2 separate regions of the Homo sapiens genome follow, and region 1 is linked to region 2. Evidence: chromatin contacts called from ENCODE POLR2A ChIA-PET data. All regions are on one chromosome and are shown on one strand. Each heading gives the region's core, a stretch centred on a gene start or an enhancer-like site at or near the end of the contact. The rest is flanking DNA. Distances are from core to core; before and after follow the strand shown.

Region 1 (6,128 bases), core at 2,482-4,981, 270 kb after region 2:
AAAAAATCACATTGAGGCCTCTCTCAGTCTGTTTATACACTATCTTAGCAATCTTGGTTTTTCTCCCCGCCGCCTCCACAAAACCAACAGGAATGTAGAAACTGCACAGCAGGAAGCGGGGATGGGACTTCTACAAAAGTCACAGAAAGTGGCACAAAGCCCAGGGGTCTAGGAGCAACAAAGACAGGCACAAATCTGGAGGCCTCTTGGGCATCCGCATGTTACAATCTAGTGCAAGAACTGAACATTTTGATGAAAGCCTTGAGCTGTTCTAAAAAAAAAAATATTTGAAGTAACTGATACTCAGTTCTGCTTCTAGTCAGAGAAGTGTGTGACACTCTGTTAAACTTGGGATTACACCTGTAATCCCAGCACTTCGGGAGGCTGAGGTGGGTAGATTTCTTGAGCTCAGGAGTTTGAGACCAGCCTGGGCAACATGGTGAAACCCATCTCTACTAAAAATTCAAAAATTAGCTGGGCATAGAGGCGGGCGCCTGTAGTCCCAGCTACTTGGGAGGCCGATTGCTGGAGCCCCGGAAGTTGAGGCTGCAGTGAGTCGGAATGGCACCACAGCACTCCAGCCTGGGTGACATGGTGAGACCCTATCTCAGGAAAAAAAAGAAAAAGAAAACACCACCAGAAAAAGAAACGTGGAGTCTGTGATACATGTTTTGGATGGTTGTCATCACTGGAACAGTTGTAAAGAAGTAACCTGTACTGAGATGCTTAGAATTAGTCAGACATCAAGCCAGAACCCTCTTCCAGCCCTGCTATAAAGGAATGTAAGACAAAAATGATATCACAGGGCTGTGTCCATATAGTTACAAGGTCCGGTTGAGTGGGACAGATAAGTAAGGGCTGGAGTTGATGACAGGGAGAAATTCTGGGGGCTTGCCACGGCCCGGTGATGCCCGACTATAAAGAATGGATGGGATTGGGTGGGAGAAGGCATTCCCATGAGGGAGAGTGGGAGGTCGCAGACCCTGCAGGGTAGGAATTTACCAGGAAAAAGATTCAAAGCATTACAGCAGAGCCTGCGAGTGGGCAGATCGTAGCTGCTGCCTTTGGAAAGATTAAAATGTGCTAGCTTTGCCTGGCTGTGGTTGGGGAATTTATTACATAGGCAACCAGTAATTGTAGATATGGAGGCGGAGTGCTGACAAGATACAAGCCCATAATGGAATATTCTTGTTTGGGACAGACTGTAGCCAATAGGTTACAGGTCTCTTAGTTGAGGTGAGATGTTGTAAGCATTGACTTTAAGGTGATGGCAGCAGGACCAGAAAGAGAATGGTAACTTCTGTGTGTGTGCATGTACATCTATGTGTGGGGACAGTTTTTCTGTATCTTGAGCAAAAGAGGAAACCACTTCTCAACGAAGCGAAATTGAGACGTTTCTGAAGATATAGAACTTACATAGCTTTGTTTCCGGTTGTGCACATGTACCCTAAAACTTAAAGTATAATAATAATAAAATTAAAAAAAAAGATAAACTTTCTCTTCCTGAGAGAAATGGACCTTATCAAGAGATCTTTTCCCCTCTGACTTTACTTGGGAAAAGACTTTGGAAGTTTTGGGTGTTGCTGGGTGACAGAGGTTGAAAGCAAAGGAGAAAGAATTGGAGAATCTTGTTAAAGCTATTTTTTTCTGCTTTGATCCATTCCCATTACAGAAAAGATAGAAGAAATCTACAAGGCATTTATTAAGGAATCTGGTATCCAATTCAGTGAGCTGGAGGGACAGGTGCTTCAGTTCCATCTCAGTAACCTGGAGTACGCCTGTGGCAGCAACCTTCACCAGGTGCGCTTGGGTTTTGTGAAAGGTGTGCTTTGAAAATACTTGGTTTAGGCCGGGCGCAGTGGCTCACGCCTGTAATCCCAGCACTTTGGGAGGCCGAGGTGGGCAGATCATGAGGTCAGGAGATCGAGACCATCCTGGCCAACATGGTGAAACCCTGTCTCTACTAAAATACAAAAAATTAGCCAGGCCTGGTGGCGCATACCTGTAGTCCCAGCTACTCGGGAGGCTGAGGCAGGGGAATCGCTTGAACCTGGGAGGCGGAAGTCGTAGTGAGCTGGGATCGCGCCACTGCACTCCAGCCTGGAGTCTCAAAATAAATAAATAAATAAAATACTTGTTTTTGTGTATGTGTGTGTGTGTTTTGTGTGTCTAAATATTGAATTTGAGCTGGTTTCGATAAACAGGAAAGAATGATTCTCCTTAAAAGTTTGAAAACCATGACTTCTGAGCATATTAACCCCACAGTGGTTTTGGTTGTTTTTTAAACTTTTTTTTTTTTTTTAAGCAAGAGAAACTCTTCTTCAGATAATGCTTGTGAAAGAAGCTCAATACGTAAAAACAAAGGAAGAGGCTGGGTGCAGTGGCTCCCTTCTGTAATCCCAGCACTTTGAGAGGCCAAGACAGGCGGATTGTTTGAGCCCAGGAGTTCAAGACCATCCTGGGCAACATGGCAAAATCCTGTCTCTACAAAACATACAAAAAATTAGCTGGGCTTAGTGGCATGTGCCTGTAGTCCCAGCTAAGTGGGAGGCTGAGGTGGGAGGATTGCTTGATCCCAGGAGTTCAAAGCTGCAGTTAGCTGTGATGGTGCTACCACACTGCTGCCTGGGCGATAGAGTGAGACCCTGTCTAGGGGGAGAAAAAAGAAATCAATCACTCCAAAGGAAGGAGGGCTATTGGGCTGAATCAGATCAGGGTCTCTTATGTTTTTCTTATTTTTTGTAGAGATGGGGTCTTGCCATGTTGCCTAGTCTGGTCTTGAACTCCTGGTCTCAAGTGATCCTCCTGCCTCGGCCTCCCAAAATGCTGGAATTACAGGCATGAGCCACTGCACCAGGACTTGTCTCTTTACCGTCCTTTCCCTGCCCTCTGCAGAGGGCCTTGGGTCATTTCTGTGGAACCGTGGAGTCGGAAACACTGCTCTCGAGAAGCCAAAATAGAGTATCCTTGCAAGTCTGGTCTGTTTACCTTGTTAAAGTAAATTTAAGCTTGCCTAACTCATTTAACCAACTGTGAACTTAATACCCCAGTATTCTGTATTTTGAATAGAACTCCACGGATGATTTCAGAGGCCCCTTTGGGACCTCTCCATTTCCACTTGGTTCTGCATTGTGATTGGAGTCATGCTATTTTCCAAAATCGTGCAGGGTTTCTATTCTGTAGAGCTTCCATGTTGAGGACAGATAGCATATTTATATATGTTGATCAAATACAGTTTTACCCTCATAGAATTCTACTTTGCCAGAGTTGTCAATATAGAAAATCAGCTTCTATTTTTATCAAGGAGTGGTACCCATGTCCAAGTCATATGGACCTTTTGTTCTCAAATAAACTTTCCTCAAATAAAATTATCGAGATTTCCTCCCCCAGTGGTGGTCTCTGCCTAGGCTGGTCTGCCTGTCCCCTGCCCTCCTGCCTTGGTGGCTGTTCCCACCTGGAGCTCCTCATATTGGCTCTCAGGCACAGGCACAAGGATTTACACTGCTGTGTCCCCAACCTCTCTTGTTTCCCAGGTATCTGCTCGCTCGTGGGACCACAATGAATTCTTTGCCCAGTTTGCTGGTGACCACACTCTGCTAACTCCCGGGTACTCGGTGATAATTGAAAAACTGGCAGAAGGGCTTGACATTCAACTCAAATCTCCAGTGAGTATCAACTGCTGGGAGGCTCTGGCTCGCCTTGTTTGGGGAGGATGTGAAGTTCTGGGCATGCGGCTCACGCAGGAGAATGGGGCTGGCTTTGGTGTTTAGCCAGGGTCTAGAAGTACTTTTGTGGCTCATTCGTAGCCTGTGTAGCATTATCCATGTCAGTGAGGCAGCTGCTGCTGCTTGGAAACCGTAGTGGCCCCAGTGCATTTCTATTAAGAAGAAGGTATTCAAATTGCTTCGCAACTTTCCTAACCCAGTGCAGTTATTTTCACTTTAAAATTTTCCCTTCAAATCTTTGTCTCAGTGCATTTGTATTGTGTGTTATTGTAATCATGGGGGTGATTACTTAACTGTATTTCCCTTCACACCATATTATAACTATCTTCTATATTCCGACACAATGTTTATTTTGTATATTCTGACAGAGTATAAATTCTAACTCCCTCAGTTCAGCTATAACAATTGTTTAGATCTCTGAATGCCAGGAAAAGATTCCCCTTAGCCTTGGAGATGTAAATTCATGTAATATGAGAATCGGAAAGGATCCTGGATCACGTGGTTCCATCCCTCACTTTTTTTCATAATTGCTTTTTGAGCAGGTGCAGTGTATTGATTATTCTGGAGATGAAGTGCAGGTTACCACTACAGATGGCACAGGGTATTCTGCACAAAAGGTAAGAGCTAGGGCAGTACAAGGGTGGGTAGAAACCTTTGCTGCCAGGGGCTTGGAGGGAAGGACAAATCTTTCCTATCAAGGAGTTTGCCTTTGGGAATCTGCCTGGACCCTTGTTGGATTTCTGGTAAGTTATGTATCTCTACTTAATTGTATGTAGATATGCAAAGCTGATTTCATTGCTCTAACACTGTATAGACTCATGGCAGATGGAATTCTGAATTGTGTTCCTTGAGGTGAGTTCTAGGGCACATTAGTCCTGAGAGTTGAACAAGAAAAAAAATTCCTTGGCCAAATAAGTTAGGCAAGGCCAAGTAAGTTTGGGAAGTATTGTATACGATACTCTACTTTTAGGATTAAATAGGAGTTGTATAGGGTTAAATAGAAGTATGTGTATGTATATATATATATATATATATATATTTTTTTTTTTTTTTTTTTTTTTTTTTTTTTTTTTGAGATGGAGTCTCGTGCTGTCACCCAGGCTGGAGTGCAGTGGCGCAAACTCGGCTCACTGCAAGCTCCGCCTCCCGGGTTCACGCCATTCTCCTGCCTCAACCTCCCAAGTAGCTGGGACTACAGGCACCCGCCATCACGCCTGGCTAATTTTTTTTTTTTTTTGTATTTTTTAGTAGAGATGGGGTTTCACCCTGTTAGCCAGGATGGTCTCGATCTCCTGACCTCATGATCCGCCCGCCTCGGCCTCCCAAAGTGCTGGGGTAACAGGCGTGAGCCACTGTGCTCCGCCCAAATAGAAGTATATTAAAGGCTCTGAGAAGTCCTGCATTAAAGAAATCTATTTTACTTTTATTCTGTGCTCTCCACATTTTTTTAAACCACGGAATCCTTCTTCAGATCAGGAAAGTTCTGTTTTCATCTTGAAATCTTGAAACTATCAGAAGTACTTTCATATGGCTTAAATTTTTTGTAAACAGCTTTATAGTAGGTGAACAGTACAAGGTACTGCTGAATCAAATACCTGAAATCACACTGAGATTTATAGTATTGGAGAATAAAGGTGCCTCCTTGGGGTAGAGGGGATTTAGTAAACCTTGAAAATTTAAGTTTAGTTATATCTTAAGTGACTATGAAAAAATATAATTGATGAACTATCACTAGTTCCTAGACTAGCTATGCTTCCTACACTTCAGGTATCTAAAACTTATTTCATAGTCCTTGATTTTCATACAGAAGTAAAGGACTGCATGTCACATGGGAAAGACAGGTCTAGGGAATGAGTTAGTCGGGGCAGGGGATCCTAACATTATTCCTGCCATTAACCAACTCGGAGATCTTGGGCAGCAATCCCCGGGCTGCACGTCGGAACCACCTGGGAGGCGCTTACAAAGAAAGGCTGGAAAGCCCCACCCTGATGCGTTCTTGTTGAATTGGCCTCGCTTTTTTGTTTGTTTTTTTCAGAGACAGGGTCTCAGTCTGTCGCCCAGGCTGGAGTGCAGTGGCACAGTCATAGCTCACTGTAGCCTCGAGCAACTGGGTTCAAGGGATCCTCTCACCTGAGCCTCCCTCGAGTAGCTGGGATTACAGGCATGCACCACCATGCCCGGCTAGTCATGTTTTTAAAGCTTCTCAAGTGATTCCAGTGTGCAGCCGTGGTTGAGAACCTTGTCTGCAGTGACCTTTTCTGTAAGCTCTTAATAGGTTTTGCCTGGTGGTAAACAGTGTTTAAAAATACTACCTTTTAAAATTGCAAGTCACCCGACAGTTCAGCCTCTGCTGTTCTGTAGCTCCACTTCTTGGTGTCCAGGACAGCAAGCTGGTTTTAACTC
Region 2 (6,316 bases), core at 2,399-4,898:
ATAGAAGACAGTAACAACTGTGTGTTCATGACAGCGTAGGTATTAGAGCCTCAGAAAAACTTTTAAATGCGATTTCTTCTAATGATAATGGGAAAAAAATGCAGAAAGTATAAAAGAAAAATAAAGAGCCCCAGTAATCCCATTATCCAGACATAAGATAACTATTGTTAAACAATAATGGTAAATTTTCCTTCTAGATTTGTTTCTATGCTTCTGTTCCCCACAATGGTTCCCAAACTGTGGTCCCCAGACTAACAGCATCAGCATCACCTGGAAACTCACTGGAAAAGCAAATGCTTGAGCCCCACTGCAGACCTACTGAATAAGAAACTCTAGGGGAAGACACAGCAATCTGTGTTTTAATAAGCCCTCCAGGTGACTCCGATGTATGTCAAAGTTTGAGAACCACCGACACATGCTAGACACACACACAGATACACACACATAACTTTTCCCCTCCCAAATGGGGTTATGGTAGACATACTGTTTAAAATTTTACATCCATATTTGGCACCAGGCTTATATTTTGAAAATCACCTAAATATTGCATAAATACTGTATTGTATGCCCGAATGCCTTGTACATCGGTGAACAACATCACAAAATGCTTCATAGAACTAATGCAATTAAACACCAAGAGTCAGCCAGACTAAAGCATTGCTGGCTGAATAAACAAGTCATTTAGTAACGTTGCGACCTTATGAAATCCATTTTAGAAATTCTGCATAGTTGCATAAGGCTTTTAGATCTTCTTTCTAAAAAATAAGGAACATCTGCATTAGCTTCTTGATCCTGCCTGTGAATCTATTTTGGGGTTACTTAGAAACTTGCTTTTGTTTTCCAACATTCTGGCACTGAGCAAACAGTTCTCTGACCCACCAATCTGACACACCGGAACTGTCACCTCAACACCCTTGTATTTGCCTTCTCCCCACCCCACCACAGCACAGCACTACTGTACAGATTCCAGAAACGCTATGCAAGCTCCTACAGCTTGTATGCAGGCCAGAGGCCTTGACTCAGATAGCAGAGAGAGGGTTGAAGCGAGGAGGAAGTCTGTGAGAATGGAAAGAAAAAAAAAAAAAACTGGGGTAAGTGGCACCAACATCCCATGGAGATTTTGCTTAATTTGGCCAAATTATTTTTCCAGTTCTGGAATACATCCCTTTCCAAATCTCTGCCAACCCCAAGGAAATCACAATACGGTAAAGCAGAGGAAAAAGTCAAGCTTTTCATTTGCTCAAGGTCACCCAAAAAGCTTAATTAGAAAAAAAAATTAATTCACAGTAAGATAAGAATATCTAAAGTGTATCATTGTTTCTTTAAAAGAAGAGAAAGGCTCTGTGACCTCGGCCATATCCTTGAACCTTCCTGGGCCCAGTTTCTCTTCTATTAATAATGAAAAGAATGGCTGGAGAACATGAATTTAAGAGTTGTCAAGTGATGGGAACAAAGGAAACCCAAGAAAGTGCAGGTATAACATGATTTTACAGCACCTATAAAAGATGTACTGGTTGGCAATCTCTCCTCTTAACCAAGAAAGAGTGCATACCAACTGCATCTTTCTTTGTTAGAAACCTCCTGAGCTCCCTGTAGCCTCAACCTCCTGAGCTCAAGTGATACTCCTGCCTCAGCCTCCCAAGTAGCTGGCACGCACCACCACACCCAGCTCATTTTTTTTTTTTTTTTTTTTGTAGAGACAAGGTCTCACTATGTTGCCCAGGCTGGTCTCAAACTCCTGGACTCAAGTGATCCTTCTGCCTTGGCCTCCCAAAGTGCTGGGATTATAGGTGTGGGCCACAATGTTTTGGCCTTCCAGTATTCTTTGAATAAAGAAAATAATTAACTAAATGGGACATAAGAAGGAGTAGAAATCAGAATGATCAAACCAACAATTTAGATTTTTTTTTAAGTTTATTGATTTCCTGACACGGGAAAAATATTATGTACAGTTCCAAAAGCAACTACTTTAACAAGTTCTGATTCTAAGTATGAGTGAAATATAAACTTCCAATGCAGAAGCAATAGTGTGTTTCTGTGGTTCACTTTTACCTTCAACACAAAGCATTAGAAATGCCTTTCTTCTAATGGGAAATTTCAACTAGTTCGACCTGCCTGCCTAGCTCCCCACCAAAGCCTGGCACAGTGGCTTAATAATCACATTTATCTCAGCCAGCTCCTGGAGCGCCTTTCAAACATATCCCTTAGTCCTGCTTTTATCTTATTACAATGCAATGTAACTATGGAAACATAGGATTTCAAGTTATATTTTCTCTCACAGATAAAGAAAGCTGCCTTTTATAACTCAATTCAATCTAAATTGTGTCGTTAGGGTCAACTTTTATTTTTTTTTGAAGAATGCGAAAAAGTAAACATTTAAGTTGAAAAGAATAAAAAGACAAGCATTTTCATAAAAACCAGGACACAGTTTCTTCGTAATTACAAAAGGCACCTCTTTCCATCTCTCACACTACTGTCTAATGGCCACAGGACATTGGCCTTCTTCAAATTCTTAAGTGACCTGTGTGAGGTCAGAGCAGAGGGCCCGGCTTGTAGCGTGCACTTGCAGGTAGGCAAGAAAAGAAACCTACACCAGTTGCTTAAGTGCAGACGAGAGCGGCTGAACACCATCCCATTCCTAATTAGGAACTTTCAACTCTCCCTATGCTACATGCTCCCAAAGCTAAAAAGCCAAATGAAATATTCCAGCAGGTAGTATTCTAAAATCATAAATACAGAATCCCCAATAATATCATAATAAAAAGACGCCGAAGGCCAGGCACCGTGGGTCATGCCTGTAATCCCAAAACTCTGGGAGACAGAGGCAGAGAGGATCACTTGAGCCCAGAAATTCGAGACCAGCCTGGGCAACATAGGGAAACCCTGTCTCTACAAAAATATTAAAAATTAGCAGGGCATGGTGGCACATCCCTGTGGTCTCACCTACTTGGGAGGCCGAGGTGGGAGGATCGCTTGAGCCCAGGAGGTAGAGGCTGTGGTGAGCCATGACTGCACCACTGACTCCAGCCTGGGCAACCAAGCAATACCCTGTCTCCAAAAAAAAAAAAAAGACACTTAAAAATAATACTCTTGTGCTGTTTGTCATAAATATGGCCACCATCTAATGTAAAATGTGACTCAATTTTCACTAGTAATAACCAAACATATCAGTTTCACAAGGGTCCCTTTACCTTGCAGTGAGGCAGATCCTGTATTGATTTATTACTGCAATACCTGAAGCAAGTTCCTTTACACCTGTGCTCCAGGCTTCCCACCACGCTAAGGGCAACAGCAACTTCACTTGTTGGCCCAAAATAAATATTTAATAACAAAAGCTTATTTTTGGCTAGTTGTGTTATTTTCACCATTTACCTGGGGAGGGGGAGGAATACTAAAAGGCCAAAATGGTTCTCTCTCTCATGAGTGGGATTGGAAATATTTTTTTCTTATCTGTGCTTTCTATAGCTGTCCTGAATAAATGTCACAATCAGACTTGGAAGAAACACTGTCCTTGGCAAAGAATAATTCCTACTAAGGATAGGCAGTTTAAGGCTCAAGCCCTGAGCTATTTCTGCTGAGCCCCCATGGGATCAGAGAGGAAAATTCAGCACCACAGAGACCTGGCTCAGCTCAGCAGGCAGCTGGGTCCTCACTATGGTCCCTACCTGGCCCCCACCTGTTGGAGTGGCTCAGTTCAGAGAAAAACGACACATCCTGCGCTCTCTTGTCTGTGCCAAGTGATCAGAAGCTCAGTTCTGGGGCTGGGGCTGTGCAAACTATTTTTCTACAAGCAACCAAGTGACTCTAACATGTAGCCAGTGTTGAAAACCACTGCCCCAACAGATCCACGAACCTCTAAGCACCAATTTCCCATAAAAAGGAGGGGGAATTTAAATTCTCTCATAAAATGTAGCTCTCTCTCCGTAACTGAAAAGGAGGAACTACCCTTGACAGTCTCATAAAACTGTACCCTTGTGAACAAAAATGTTTATCCACTTCAATTTTTACAAGTATATAACAAAAAGCTAGTTACTTTCAAAACTCAAAAGTTGATGTACACTACATTGATTAGTACAAATGAAGCTCTTAAAAAGATAAAATTATTCATTTCCAACCAGATTCTTGAGTTAAGATAAAATCTGATGGTTTGATTGGCTTTGAAGAGATCTTAAAGCCATATTTCCTCTCTTTAAACTATAGCTCCTTTCATCTTATGCTGACTGTGCACAGAGGTTTTTTTTCTTAACGAAAAGACAGACATTTCTGCTAATGAGAAAAAAGCCCACACTGACCAACTCAAACACATATGAATGATTAAAAGTAACTTCATATTACTTATGTCAAAGTCCAGGTTAATTTGACATTATCAGAACAATTCATCCAGGGAGAGGGCTGAGCCTCTCTTCATTGCCCCTAACTTTATTTTTATTTTTTGAGACGGTGTCTTACTCTTCCACCCAAACTGGGAGTGCAATGGTGGGATCTTGGCTCACTGCAACCTCCGCCTCCCGGATTCAAGTGATCCCACCTCAGCCTCCCGAGTAGCTGGGATTGCACATATGTGCCACCACACCTGGCTAATTTTTTTTGTATTTTTAGTAGAGATGGGGTTTCACCATGGTGGCCAGGCTGGTGATCTGCCCACCTTGGCCTCCCAAAGTGCTGGGATTACAGGGATGAGCCATTGCACCTGGCCCATTGCCACTAATTTTAATAAGATCTCTCTTTCTGTCTCTCTCACTCCCCCTCTATCTCTCTCACACACACACATGTGCAAGTGCCCCACTGTATGTTTCACAGTCCCAAGCAAATGTTTAAGAAGAAAATGGAGGCAGAGAGAGTTTGCAGGTATTATGTGCCAGGCTGGTGCCAAGCATTTTACACATATTGTTTCATTTAATCACAGTAATCCTATAATGTGGCTATTATTGCCCTAGGTCATAGATGAGGTTCAGACAAGTTAACAAACATCATAAAAGTCAGTAATGCAACTAACTGTATTCACAAGTAATATTAACGAATAATACAAACATTCAAAAAAATGTAATGAATGATGAAATTTCTATAAAGCAGATTTATGTGTTACATTTAAGTGTGTTTGCATTCCTTTGAAAAAAAAATGAGTAGCAACAACCAGAATGTTTGTTAGGGCAAAGGAAAAGGAGATTGGGCATGGTGGCTCACACCTATAATCCCAGCACTTTGGGAGGCCAAGGTGGGCAGATCCCTTGAGCCCAGAAGGTCCAGACTAGCCTGGGCAAGTTGGCAAAATCCTGTCTCCACAAAAAATACAAAAATTTGCTTGGTGTGGTGGTGTGTGCCTGTAGTCTCAGCTACTTGCAGACTGATGTGGAAGGATCACCTGAGCCTGGGGAAGTTGAGGCTGCAGTGAGCTCAACCGCAGTCACTGCACTCTAGCCTGGGCGACATAGTGAGACCCTGTCTATACATATATACACATACATACATAAATGGAAAGGAAGTCTGGAGTCGGGAGTAACCAACCAACCCTTTCAAGTGGAGAACAGCAACCAACAGACCATTGGAAGTCTCTGGTAACTCCAATATTTGTTATTGCTAGTTGGTCCTAAATTCAAGAGAAAGCACACCCTCAATATAGATTAAACTCCTGAGGTTGCATTGATCTCGGCAGTGATCTCCAATTGTTTTAGTCCTTCGACCTTACATATGTTTATTTTTGTAACTGTCTGAGTAAAACTTGCAATAACTTCCTCCACAGTCCTGAAGACACAGTAAATCTAATTGTGTCGTCTGGAAAAAGTTACAGAAGTCTCTTCATGTAGTAATGGGAAGCAAAGGTACTTTTAAAATACAGCATTGAAGTGATTTATTTGAGGTCTTTGCTAAGTGAAATTATAGTTTTATAGATGGGAATCTGCATCTCAAGCATCACTATTCATCCAACTATTATTGTCCAATATAAGAATGTACAAGAACCTAGACTGGGACCACAGGTGCAAGCCACCATGCCCAGCTAATTTCTTTCCTTTTTTGTTTTTTTTTTTTTGTTTTTTTGAGACGGAGTCTCGCTCTGTCGACCAGGCTGGAGTACAGTGGCACAATTTCGGCCACCGCAACCTCCACCTCCCAGGCTCAAGCAATTCTCCTGCCTCAGCCTCTCAAGTAGCTGGGGCCACAGGCGTGCAACACCACGCCCGGTTGAGTTTTGTATTTTTAGTAGAGATGAAGTTTCACCATTTGGCCAGGTTAGTCTCAAACTCCTGACCTCAGGTAATCCACCTGCCTCGGCCTCTCAAAGTGCTGGGATTACAGGCATAAGCCACCGTGCCCCGCC

What was found. ChIA-PET counts read pairs that join two places held with the same protein, here RNA polymerase II (POLR2A).
Region 1: POLR2A ChIA-PET joins it to region 2 with 20 read pairs in Panc1. The contact joins two enhancer-like sites. POLR2A ChIA-PET finds 5 or more read pairs at or near these places in 3 of 52 experiments (MCF 10A, Panc1 and activated CD8-positive, alpha-beta memory T cell).

The regions. Positions count from the first base shown.
Region 1 is chr6:18,203,865-18,209,992 of GRCh38, forward strand. It overlaps KDM1B (lysine demethylase 1B), which reads left to right. Exons shown (of 22, transcript NM_001364614.2): 15 at 1,673-1,800; 16 at 3,534-3,665; 17 at 4,268-4,342. Among named protein-coding and RNA genes, the nearest start is that of KDM1B, 52 kb to the left of the region's middle. Within about 2 kb of position 3,732, at least 3 of the 41 ENCODE cell types and tissues checked have a DNase peak (open chromatin) inside an H3K27ac peak, as active enhancers do.
Region 2 is chr6:17,931,732-17,938,047 of GRCh38, forward strand. All of the region lies in intron 2 of KIF13A (kinesin family member 13A), which reads right to left. Among named protein-coding and RNA genes, the nearest start is that of KIF13A, 53 kb to the right of the region's middle. RefSeq lists a silencer at 2,440-2,624. Within about 2 kb of position 3,649, at least 2 of the 41 ENCODE cell types and tissues checked have a DNase peak (open chromatin) inside an H3K27ac peak, as active enhancers do.